Regions from separate parts of the Homo sapiens genome. Here region 1 is linked to region 2. The links are chromatin contacts, found by Hi-C or POLR2A ChIA-PET in ENCODE. All regions are on one chromosome and are shown on one strand. Each heading gives the region's core, a stretch centred on a gene start or an enhancer-like site at or near the end of the contact. The rest is flanking DNA. Distances are from core to core; before and after follow the strand shown. Region 1 overlaps LOC124901411 (a long non-coding RNA gene). Region 2 has its middle 18 kb from the start of LINC03004.

The links. A loop is a pair of places that touch in the nucleus more often than their neighbours do. ChIA-PET counts read pairs that join two places held with the same protein, here RNA polymerase II (POLR2A). Pooled maps may share reads with other maps.
Region 1: a loop to region 2 is called in a map of Caco-2, with 7 times the contacts of the local background. The contact joins two enhancer-like sites. A Hi-C loop is called at or near these places in 4 of 168 maps with a recorded cell type or tissue (Caco-2, PC-9, astrocyte of the cerebellum and 1 more), 2 of 37 single-sample maps with no recorded cell type and 9 of 50 pooled maps. POLR2A ChIA-PET finds 5 or more read pairs at or near these places in 15 of 52 experiments (Caco-2, GM12878, H1 and 9 more).

What each region holds. Positions count from the first base shown.
Region 1 is chr6:137,695,614-137,701,719 of GRCh38, reverse strand. It overlaps LOC124901411 (a long non-coding RNA gene), which reads right to left. Exons shown (of 2, transcript XR_007059789.1): 2 at 1,305-3,043. Among named protein-coding and RNA genes, the nearest start is that of LINC03004, 33 kb to the right of the region's middle. RefSeq lists enhancers at 2,347-2,476, 1,287-2,486, 5,664-5,833. Within about 2 kb of position 4,004, at least 6 of the 41 ENCODE cell types and tissues checked have a DNase peak (open chromatin) inside an H3K27ac peak, as active enhancers do; they include PC-9, where a contact is called at or near this core.
Region 2 is chr6:137,644,809-137,651,149 of GRCh38, reverse strand. No RefSeq gene overlaps it. Among named protein-coding and RNA genes, the nearest start is that of LINC03004, 18 kb to the left of the region's middle. RefSeq lists an enhancer at 255-424 and silencers at 2,878-2,967, 2,988-3,037. Within about 2 kb of position 2,914, at least 3 of the 41 ENCODE cell types and tissues checked have a DNase peak (open chromatin) inside an H3K27ac peak, as active enhancers do; they include PC-9, where a contact is called at or near this core.

The sequences.
Region 1 (6,106 bases), core at 2,755-5,254, 49 kb before region 2:
CTTCTCTGCCTCAAAGATATCCCTTTCCTTGTTTATCACACCGACGTCAAATGTTCTCTTGCTCTTAGTCTCATGATCACTCTCAAGTTTACTCCAATGCAGGATTTTTCAACTTCAACACCATTGACATTTTGGGCTGGATAATTCTTCATTGTGGGGGCTGCCCTGTGTTTATAGGGTGACTGTGTTCTCTGGGATGTTTAGCAGCACCTCTGGCTTCTACTCTCTAGATGTCAATAGCACTCCTTCACAGATGTGATAATCAAAGATGTTTCCAGACATGACTAAATGTCTCTGGGAGCCAGTCGCAGCATTGATCTAAGGTATGGCTCTCTTTTGTGAAATGTCCTTGACATCTGGCCCCATAAAGTCTCACTTCTCCTGCCCTCCCCATAGTCCAACTTCTTACGTAATCCTGTTTTTTTTTTTCTATGATGGTTTTGGACTGATGAGAAGGGGGGTGCTGGCTTCTCTTTCCACTGACGACATCAGTATGTGACCCTCAAAGCTGCCGCTCCAATCACCATCATCCCTGTCCCAGGTCCTTGATGTGGTTAAGATATGAGAAAAGTACTGCTCTCTAACAGACTGCCTGAACTTTTACCCATTCTATGATTATGTCTTTATTCTCTGTATTCAGTATTTTCCTTGTTAACTTAAGAAATATTTTTTGTTGATGATAATACTGATGACGGAAAAGTAAAAAACGTTGTTAGGTGCCAAAATAACCTTTGGCAGATAATTCTGGGAAACTCCCCGATTAGTGGGAAAATTACTGGGTTTTGTATGATACTACAAGCTTTCACTAATCCTAGGAAGAGAGTTGTTATCTGGGCTGCAAATGGAGAAATCAGGGAAACAATATTTGTTATAAAATGTTAGATGAAGGGTGTGGTTATGTATGAAATAGAGCTCAGTTTTCCACATTACAATCAGAGAAATAGGAGCTCAAAGAAAGTGAGAGCTGCTTAAGAAATCAACTAATACAATTCTTTCCTTTAGGAAATAACAAAATAAAAGTCAGAGAGAATAATTCCTTTGCCTAGGGGATGTAAATAGCATCAGGGTCTGGATTTAAACATAGACCTCCTAATTCTCTGTTCTAATTTGTGATAAAGTTTTATCAATCCATGGCAAAATAAGAAAAATAAGATCAATTTGAAAAACATTTTTCTGAATGTGAATTAGTTAAATGCAATGAACTATCCTTTATCCTGAGACTTAGGCCCTTCTAACCCTTCTACCATTTTTGGTAATAAAATATTGTCCCTATTAGGAAAGAATGACTCCAGATGTATTTGGAGTTTTGGGGAGTTTCTTAATGCTTTTATTTTAGTAATCCTAATGCAATTCACCACAACTATCCCTTTTTAAAAATAAACAAAAATCTAAGAGTCACTGAAATAGAGTACTTCTATCCAAAGAACCATAGAGATGTTCTGGTTCCTAGAGAGCAAGACATGGTGCACAGACCTGTGGGTGAAACCCGATGGAGACCCATGGGTGAGTAATTCCCATGAACAATGACAGCCCAACAATGCAGTCTTGGGGTCTTCTGGAATCTCCCTCCTTCCTGCTGTTTACTCCCTTATCTCTCATTGAAATTGAATTGGAACTTGAGCATGATTCCTGATAGGAGGCCTCTCTCACTCTCTCTCTCTTTTTTTCTTTTGTAGAGATGGGGTCTTGCTATGTTGCCCAGGCTGGTCTTGAACTCCTGGCTTCAAGCAATCCTCCCACCTCAGCTTCTCAAAGTGGTGGGATTACAGGCTTGAGCCACTGCACCCAGCAGGAGGCCTCTCTGGATCACCAAGGTGGCTGTATCTGGTCTGAGCCAGAGTCCTTGGTGTATCTGGTTGGAGTGGTTGGAGGTGGGCTTCTGGGCCTCCCATTGTTCTTTCTGGCTGTGGCTTACCTTAAAATGCAAAAGTATCAGGATATTTCTCTAATATTCTTAAGCTCTCTGCCTGAGAGAAGAATATCAAGATCTAAGGACAAGCTTTTAGAATATTATAGGAGTGGGGCTGAAACTGCTGCTGTTTTGTGTCCTTAGTCCTCACTCACTCTTGTTCCTAGGAAATGGAAGGCACAAATTACTAGAAAAGCTTCATCAGACTTGAGTCACCACCAAAATGTCCTCGTATACCAGTTTGACCACACTACTCAGATTCCACATTTCCATTTTAACAGAGGCTTCTAAAGATGTCAAAACATCAATCTAAAGAAGTGAATGAAATTGCAGCCTCCCTCCTTGCCTGCCCAGCTGTAGTTAGGGGTTGGTGAGCCATGAGCCGGTGAGTTCCTTCCAGCCTGGGGCCTCATCAGCTGCCAACCAGCCCTTCATAGAAAAGAGCACACGAAGGGTTTTAAAAGAGGAAGATGACAACGGGATGTCTCAGAGATCTGAAAGCATTTTCAAGGGAAAAGGAAACCAAAAAAGGAAAGAAATATGTCATCAACATTTATCTATATATCCTCATCCTGTAGCTGAAACTTTGTTTCATCCAATTCCTGGTGTCATAGTTGTCTAAGGGGCCACATGATTCTCTACCAGGATGGGCCATTCTAGTAAGACTGCACCTGGCCAAAGATAAAGCTGTCTTTACATCTGGACTACTTCTTGGAATGTTTCAGATGGTCTCACATGAGCTCACCTAGAAACGTTTGCAACTCCAGGAAACAGCAGCTGCAAGGAGGAGAAAAGGGAGCTAACAGTTATTGAACAGCTTTGTGAGAGGTCATGTTTAGAAGCTTTTCAAGTGCTTTCTCTTTTTATCTTCTCAACAATCCCACGTGGTATCATCATCCTCATTTTATAGTGAAGGAAACAGATGCTCAGCGATGTTGGGTAACTTGCCCCAGGGCAGAAAGCAGAACTGGTCCTGTTCAGCCCAGGATCAAGCCGGAATTCAAATCCAGATCCTCCTGCCTCTGAAATGCTCTTTTCATAAGATTGAGCTTCAGTATATGTGGCCATCCCATACACTCAGGAAGTGGGGAAGGAGGATGTGGTTCCTGAGCCATGAAATAGTCCAGAGAGAATCTAAGAGACAGAATCAGAAAAACATTAGCCCTACAGTCATCATCAACACACAAGTTGAATAACATCAAGTTTTTAGTCCCAGGCTTCCTGTGGACTATCTTTCTGAAGTCCCCTGCTTGAAGGCCGTGCTGGATGGCCGAGCACTTTGGCATAGGAAGGAGAGGAATTTGTATTTCATTAAACAACAACAACAACAACAATTCAGAATTGTAATTCTCTTTTTTTTTTTTTTTTTGTGACAGTTTTGCTCTTGTTGCCCAGGCTGGAGTGCAATGGCGCGATCTCAGCTCACTGCAACCTCCGCCTCCCAGGTTCAAGTGATTCTCCTGCCTCAGCCTCCCGAGTAGCTGAGATTACAGGCATGTGCCACCACGTCCAGCTAATTTTGTATTTTTAGTAGAGACCGGGTTTCTCCATGTTGGTCAGGCTGCTCTCAAACTCCCGATCTCAGGTGATCCACCGCCTCAGCCTCCCAAAGTGCTGGGATTGCAGGCGTGAGCCACCATGCCAGGCTGAGACAATGAAAAGGTGGACATTTGATGAGCTTGTGTTTCTAACAGTTTATAGAGTTCAGAAACATGGAGATTTGTTTGCATGACACTTTCATTACAGAATTATTATTCAGTTGATTTATTCTTTCATTCCAGATCATTAATATTAACTGATATCAGGGGTGTTAAATATTTAGAGATAGAAAAAGAAATGTATCTAATGAGCAAAAATACATTTTAAGATTTAAAAAAAAAAAGAAATCAAATCTTTGGGATCCAACATGGGACTTTGGACAGCTCAGGATATCCGCTGGTTTCTGCCTGGGATCTGAAGACTGTTTACATTCCAGTGGAATTCCTGGGAAAGTCCAGAGCTCTCACTGCTGTGAAAACAATGGCTTATGGTGATAAACTCTCAACTGCCTCACCCTGAGAAGTGGCAAGGCCTGCAAAGTTTCCCTGGGCAGGATGGACAGGGCCAGGCAGCATTCCTAGGAAGAAATTGCCTTGTTTGCTGCCTTGAGCTGAAACTAAAGCTGGTTTGAAGGCATGCAGACTTCTGCCTGCTGAACCATGACTGGGCTTTGACAAAGGTGACTACTACACCTCTTGTCATCAACAGCTGTCATTGCTGACAATTTCCACAAGGAGTCACAGCCACTCTCTGGGCAGGCTGGGCACTCCTAAGGTATGGGAACCTTTTGTTCACTTCACTAGGAAGTCGTGGAGATGGAGCCAGTGATAGTTGGCCTTAAGCTATACTAAATCCCTCCTTTTGCAGAACAGGAAACAGAGGTCCAAGAAGTTCATTCAGTATTTTAACATGGCTGGTTAGTGGCAGGGCCAAGACAAGGAGCCAAGCTTCACTTATCAACTCAACACATATTAATCATGCTCTGCACCATGTGCAGGGAAAGAGCAGTGAGTGAAACTGTTAGGAAAGGAGGGATGGATTTGGGGGTAAGTCCATCCTCCAATTTTCAGTTTTCAGCCTCTTAAGAAAGAGAACTTGATGCTTGGTTTAATCTAGAAGAAGCTAAACATGGAAATATTCCTCTTGCCAGGGGTTGATTTAGGGGTGGGCGTACGATCTAGTTCTGGTCAAGTAGGTATGAAGGGAAATTTGCTATGGGGCTTGGTAATGTTTCTGGGAACAATTTTTCTTCCACTAAAGGTTGCTGCATGGGGATGTAGTGCCTGTCGACAAGCTGACATAGTACAGAAGAGAGATGGAAAAAAACCCTGGGCCCTTGACAACATCACTGAGCTGCTGAAAAACCAAACTCACAGGCCCTGCTACAACACTTGTTGAGATGTGAGCTGATAAAATTAGCTTACTAATTCAGTCAGCTGAGTTAGGTTTTCTAATGTATGTAATAGAAAGCATTCTTTAAAAATATTCAAAGTTTTAGTGGCGGATTTACTAGAATTTTCATCAAATGGCTTCTGTTTTCTCTTAGGAAAGTAGAGGATGGATGGTTTGAAGAAAGTGGAAAATCGAAAAACAGCTCCTTAGAGAAATTCAGGAGTGGGGAGGGCCTGATGATGCCCAAGCCCAAGAGATCATAGGAGGAACAACCAATTCACTAGGAGGCTTTCCTCCAGCTGTGCTCAGTAGCCCAAGAACATCAGCGGAGAGGGTAGATCATTACATTCCGCAAGGTTTGAGGTTTCTTCCTGGGCAGGTGCTTTCCTTTCTCTGCCACATTATATTGTCTTCAAGACGTTGGTTCAGTTCCATATTTGTCAATGTCTACCATGTACAAGGCACCCATAAGTTCCCGTGAAAATAGAAAAATATTTTTGTGGCTTCTAGAATGGCTCAGATGAATCCAGAGGGTCTCCCAGTGGGTATATGGCTTCATAGCATTAAATGGTCTTCAATTATGAGATTGAAAGTGTTCAGATGTCTCTAAAGACTTAACAGCTAATGAGAGACATAGATTTTCAAAGTGGAAAAAAAAATCACAGGAAAAATAAAATAAGTTCCTGTGGGCTACTTTTGAACTTCTTTGGGTTAAAACCAATGGGAATATGGTCATTAGATGCTCCAGGTGTCCTTAAAAAGCAAGCAAACAAACACAATGAAACAACCCAGAGATGATGAGCACATTCATTCATTTAATCTACCCTCCACCACTGAGTGTCTAGCATGAACAAAGGACAAGTTCACGTCCTTTGAACTGCAGACCTGCTGGAGAAACATTAATGCTGACAGCAAAATTCAGGATTTACACATGGCAGAGAAAGCCATAAAGGAAAAGCTTTCCTCTCTTTGGACAGAGGTGGGACAGCCAGGTAGGCAGCCAGGAGGTTTTCAAGGGAGTCCTCGTAGAAATTCTGTAGGCAGGAAGGGTGGGCGGCACGTTTCAAAGCAGCAGCCTTTGTGAAGGCTTGGGTGTGCACAGCAGCGAGCTTGTTTGGGGGTCTGCTGTAGTGTTCTGGGCTCCCGTGGGGTAGAGAGTTTTATTTAGGAGGAGGGGCTGTAGAGGGCCAGGATCATTTAAGAAGCATGAACTGGATGCTGCTAGAGAGAGGAAGCCAGTGGTGAACAAAGGCAGGTGAATAATGC
Region 2 (6,341 bases), core at 1,665-4,164:
TGTTTTTGTGTCTTGCTTCTTTTTTCAACAATATGATTGTGAGATTTATCCATCTGTTGCATACAGTAGTAAATTGTTTATTCTCATTGCTGGATCATATTCCATTTGATTAATATTTCTGATTACTTTATTCCTTCCACTATTAATGTCAATGGGAAGCTTCCAGTTCAGGTCTATTACAAATAGCACTGCTATAAATAAATACTCCTCTTTTTAGGTGATCACATGTTCCTATTTCTGTTGGGTGAGCACCTAGGAATAGAATTGCTAGGTCATAGGCTATGCATAAGTTCAGCTTTAGTAAATATTGTTTGTTTTTTCACTTCTTTCTCCTCCTCCTTCTCCCTTTTCTTCCTTAAGCATCTTTTTGACAACAACAACAACAAAAAAAACCCATGCATGCTGGCCTCATAGCCTCATGTTTATAGATAAACTGCCACCAGCTTGATTGCCGAAATTAGCCAGCCTCAGGCTATTCTCCTGCCGTTTTGAAAAGGCCAGCTCCTTTTCACTCTCTCATCCTGCAGGGTAAAGTGGCCATCAGCCTTGTACATATTTCATGTTAGCTTAAGGGTCTCTATTGCTGATCCTGAACTTTGCAGAGACAAAATTCTGCTAAAAGATAGATGGATAGAGAGAGAGAGACAGAGATGATAGATAGACAGGTAGATAGATAGATAGATAGATAGATAGATAGATAGATAGATAGAATATATAATCTATAAATTATATATACTGTTATATATGTGTATATATACACATGTATATATACACTTATGTATACACACCTAGATAGGTAGATAGAATATATATCTATATATTATACTAGAATATGTACTAAGTTATATATGTATATATACCTATGTATACACACATAGATAGAATATATAATCTATATATTACATATACTAAATTATATATGTGTATATATACACGTGTATATATGCATATGTAAACACACATAGGTAGAGAGATAGATAATAGGTATAATATATATCTATATATTATAACATATACTAAGTTATGTATATGTGTTTGTGTGCATATATATATGTGTATATATATATATGTATAGATAGATAGATAGATAGGCATCAAGAGGCTCTGAGTTTGAATCCTCCTTCCATTCTTTGTTACTGAGTGACCTTGAGCAAGTCAGTCAACTGCTGTTTTCTCCCTTTTCTTATCTGTACATTTAGATTAATAATAATTCCAACATCACAGGTTACCTATGAGGATAGTAATATATAATACATGTAAAATGCTTAACACCGAGGCTGGCAGGCAGGCATCTCAGAGACATCAGTAAGGAAGTGTAACTTCCCAAAGGCACCTGTGTTCAGGTTAGCGATCATTTCAGTTCCCATACTCATACCCAGTGGGTGAACTTTTACTTATCTATGCTGTGAGGCTATCTTGGGGAAATGAAAAGGGGTAAGGGAGAGTCTGCCCTGGAAGTAAATTCAACTCAGGCAGAAATGGTTTATAACTTTTAAATGGCAATTTTTTTCAAGTTTTAAAAAATATTAGAGTACAGTCCCAGTGAGTACACATTATTAAAACATGTGAAAGGTGGGAGAACAGAGAGAGAGAGCACAAGAGTGAGAGCAGTTATTAGAATAGTTTAATAACCACAAAGGAGCCCTATGAAATTGACTGAAGGCCGAGGTGGGTTGGATTGCTTGAGCCTAGGAATTCAAGACCAGCCTGGGCAACATGGCAAAACCCCATTTCTACAAAAAATACAAAAATTTGCCAGGCATGGTGGCACTCAGAGGCAGTCTCAGCTGCTTGGGAGGCTGGGATGGGAGGATCGCTTGAGCCTGGGAGGCAAAGGTTGCAATAAGCCTAGATCACACCACTGCACTTCAGCCTGGATGACAGAGTAAGACCCTGTCTCAATAAAAAAAAAAAAAAAAAAAAAAAAAAAAAAAAAAAAAAAAAAGGTGACTGAGCTTGGGCCAAGGAGACACCTTGGCAGAGGCCAAACTAGAGTGAAGAGGGGAGAATGTGGCCTTTCTGGTTTAGAATCAGGGCAAACTGCTTATTAGCTGTGTGTTCTTGAACTTTGCACTTTATATCTGTGGAACGAAAACAATCTTATCTTGCTGAGAGAATTGCCTGGCAGCTAAAGTATATGAATTGTTTAGCTTAGCAGGTGTAAAAACTTTATGTGGCCCCTATTTTTAGGTGGAATCACACACACACACACACACACACACACACACACACACACACACAATTCCCTTAATGAGAAAGTAAATAGCCCCATCAGCAGTCTTTCCGTGATGTTTCTAACAGAACATAAGCAGCACTTCCAATGGGACATGGAAAAGACCCAAGTACACAGTGTTTCTCAGAGGCCATACCACAGCTGCAAAAACCATCACTGTTATCTTCCAGGTGCTGGCCACTTTCTAACCAATGATTCTCCACTTTGTTCCTCCTGACTGCTGAACTAAGATCACGGAGACAGCTGAAATGACCACCTTCTGGACCACCTCTGAGGAGCCCCCTCTTCCAGGATCCCTCCTCAGAATTCCCAAACTCCCTCTTGCAGAGATACTCCGTTGGTCCTTTGGCATGTATTTTCCCTTACTGCAGCAAGAAAAATAAATCCAATTTCTTATTCCCCTCTACCTCCTCCTCTTCTTCCTCCTTCCTGTAGGTGCTCCCCTGTTTGTCCTTAGGTGGCAACGTTACCACTAAAGAAGTAACATCTCTCAGTAGACAGAGAGACAGACAAACAGATACATCAACATAGATGGATAGATAGAGATATATGCTCACTTCTATAGATAGAAAGACAGGTATCCATGTGTAGAGAGAGAAACACTTTTAGAAAGAGAAAGACATACTTTGACTTTCAAATCGTTCCAGTTCTCTCTCTACAGCTCTGTGACTCACTTCAGGTCTCACAGTCACCCTTTACTCACGCCAATAACTTTAACAACAGTAACACGATGGTAGAGCACTTACTATGTGTCAGGAACATTCTAAGCCTTCTGCATGTATTAAATCATGTGACCACCACAGTAACCTTATGGAAAAAAAGTGATGCTACTATCCCATCTTACATAGGATGAGACTGGATCACACAAAGGTTAAGGGCACTGCCCTGGGTTGCACAGTTAGTAGGTGGGAGTCTTCACTCTTACCTCCCACTGTCCTGCCCTTACTGCCTTTTGAAGGATGGCATGTCCTGTCCGTGTCGCAGCACAGCACACATACAGACTGCAGAGCCTTCTCAGTTTCTCTCCAGTGGCTCAAAGGTCAAACTTGAAGGGTTTCTACTTGCTCTTTTTCAGCCCTGTGAATGGGTGGTTTCAATGGGATGTATTTTCCTTTAATGTGTGTGTCCTGAAAAATTTCTGCTGCCAGAATCTTTTAAGGAATGTGACACAATATTCCATCATTTTTTCTTCCTCATTTTTCTCTCCCTCTTCTTCCCACTTCCTAATGTCTTTCTTTTTCCTTCTTATATTCTTTCTGGAGGTTGTAAAAGGGATTTTACAAATTTTCCTGCTTCACTTCAGACATGATAGCCCACAGTTTTAAGTACTTGTTATGTGCTGGGTATAGCGCTACATCCTAGGTACCATATCATATATTTTGCAGGGATTATCTCATCTGATCCTCACAACTGCCCCTTGTGAGGTAAACGTTAATATTATTCTCACTTTGCAAGTGAGGAAATGGGAGCAGGTTTCGTTCCTTGTCCAGACCTGAAATAACTAAGTGGCCAAATTAGGGGCAGACCTCTGGACTAACGGGCCCCAAGTCCAGGACTGCAAAGACCTCACTCATCACCACTACACACTACAACTCAAACAACTCAATTGCAATAAAACAATAATGCAATTTAAAAATGGTCAAAAAGATCTGAATAGATGTTTCCCGAAAGAAGACATACACATGACATGAGCAATGGGTCTTTGAAAAATGCTCAACATCACTAATCATCACGAAAATGCAAATCAAACCACGATGAAAAGTCATCTTTCCCCTGTTAGAATGGCTATTATCAAAAAGACAAAAACAACAGATGCTGGTGAAGATGCAGAGAAAGGGGAATGCTTGTACACTGTTTGTGAGAATGTAAATTAGTAGAGTCATTGTGGAAAATAGTACGGAAGTCCCTCAAAAAACTAAAAATAGGACTACCCTATGATCTAGCAATCCTATTTCTGGGTATATATCTGAAAGAAAGGATATAAGTACATTAAAGAAATATCTGCACTCACATGTTTATTGAAGCATTATTTGTAATAGCCAAGAATGGAACCAACCCAAATGTCCATCAATGGATAAATAGATAAAGAAAATGTTGTGTGTGACACACACACACACACACACACACACACACACAATGGAATATTATTCAGACATAAGAAAAAGAAACCCTGTTATTTGTAGCAACATGGCTGGAACTGGAAGTCATTATGTTAATGGAAATAAGCCAGGCACAGAAAGACAAATACTGCATGTTCTTACTCATAAGGAGGAGCTAAAAGAGTGGATTTCCTGGAGGTAGAAAGTAGAATCGTGGTGACCAGAGGCTGGGAAGGGGAGGAGGGAATAAAGAGAGGTTGGTTAAGGGGTATAAAAATACAGTTAGATAAAAGAAATAAGTTCTAGTATTCAATAGTACAGGAAGAAAATTATAGTCAGCAATAATTTATTAAATATTTCCAAATAGCTAGAAGAGAATGATAATGTTCCCAACACAAAAAAAAGATCAATGTAGGGAGCTTCAAGACAGCTGACTAGAGGCATTCAGTACTCACCCCGCTTTACAAAGAAGAACCAAAACAGCAAGGAGATAGCCATACTTCGGATAGATTGCCTCAGAGAGAACACTAAAATTCAACAGAAAAGTGACAGGAAACACCTAGGCCAAGAAACGAGAGGGAAGCAAAGTAGCCTACTTGGCTGGGATTGGCTGAAAACCCAGGCAGGCTCCCCAGAGTAGGGGAAGGGTAAGTGACTGACCCCCAGTGGTCCACATTCCCACTGAGGACTCCCGCAGTCCTAGCCACGGAAGAGCCCCTGGACCCACAGAGACCCCGAGACTAACATAGGGAACTGCCTGGAATCCGTGCGATGGCATTGCTCCAAAGAGGGCGCTCCCGCTGGGTCCCACACACCCCGAGTCCACACTAAGCAGCTGCAGCACAGTGCCGCTTTGGGAGCCCAACTCCCAGTAGACTGCATCCTGCTCTGGGGTCCAACAGTCCGCGCAACTCCACATCAATGGAAACCTTAGGAAAACTTTCCTGGATTGGTCTACGCAAAGAATTTATGACTAAAATTTCAAGCATGAGCAACAAAAACAAAAACATACAAATGGGACTATATTAAACCTAAAAGCTTCTTCACAGCAAAGGAAACAGTAAACAGTTGAAGAGACAACTCATTGAATAGGAGAAAATAGTTGCAAACTATTCATCCAAAAGGGCACTAATGTCCAGAATAAACAAGGAACCCAAACAACTCAACAGGAAATACAAATGATTCCACTAAAAAGTGGACGAAGTAAAACAATGAACATTTCTCAAAAGAAGACATGCTTCAAATGGCCAAATGCTTCAAATTTGAAGACAGGCTTCAAATGGCCAAAAGGCATATGAAGAAATGCTCAACATCATTAATCGTCAGAGAAATGCACATCAAAGCCACAATGAGATGTTATCTTACTCCGGTCAAAATGGCTGTTATTAAAAAGACAAAAAGTAACAGAGGCCGGGCGCGGTGGTTCACGCCTGTAATCCCAGCACTTTGGGAGGCCAAGGCGAGCGGATCACAAAGTCAGGAGATGGAAACCATCCTGGTTAACACGGTGAAATCCCGTCTCTACTAAAAATACAAAAAATTAGCTGGGCGTGGTGGCGAGCGCCTGTAGTCCCAGCTACTCAGGATGCTGAGGCAGGAGAATCTCTTGAACCCAGCAGGCGGAGGTTGCAGTGAGCCGAGATCAAGCCACTGCACTCCAGCCTGGGTGACAGATTGAGACTCCGTCTCAAAAAAAAAAAAAAAAAAAAAAAAAGTAACAAATTCAGGTAAGGATGTGGAGAAAAAGAAAGTCTTGTACACTGTGTAGGTGGGAATGTAAATAAACTAGTACACCTACTGAGAAACAGTATGGCAATTTCTCAAAAAATGAAAACTAGAATGACCATTGAATCCAGCAATCCCAGTATTGGGTATCTACTCAAAAGAAAAAAAAAATCAATATATCAAAGGTATACCTGCACTCACATGTTTATTGCAGCACTATTCACAATAGCGAAGATATGGAATCAACCTAAGTGTTAATCAATGGATAAATGGACAAAGAAAAT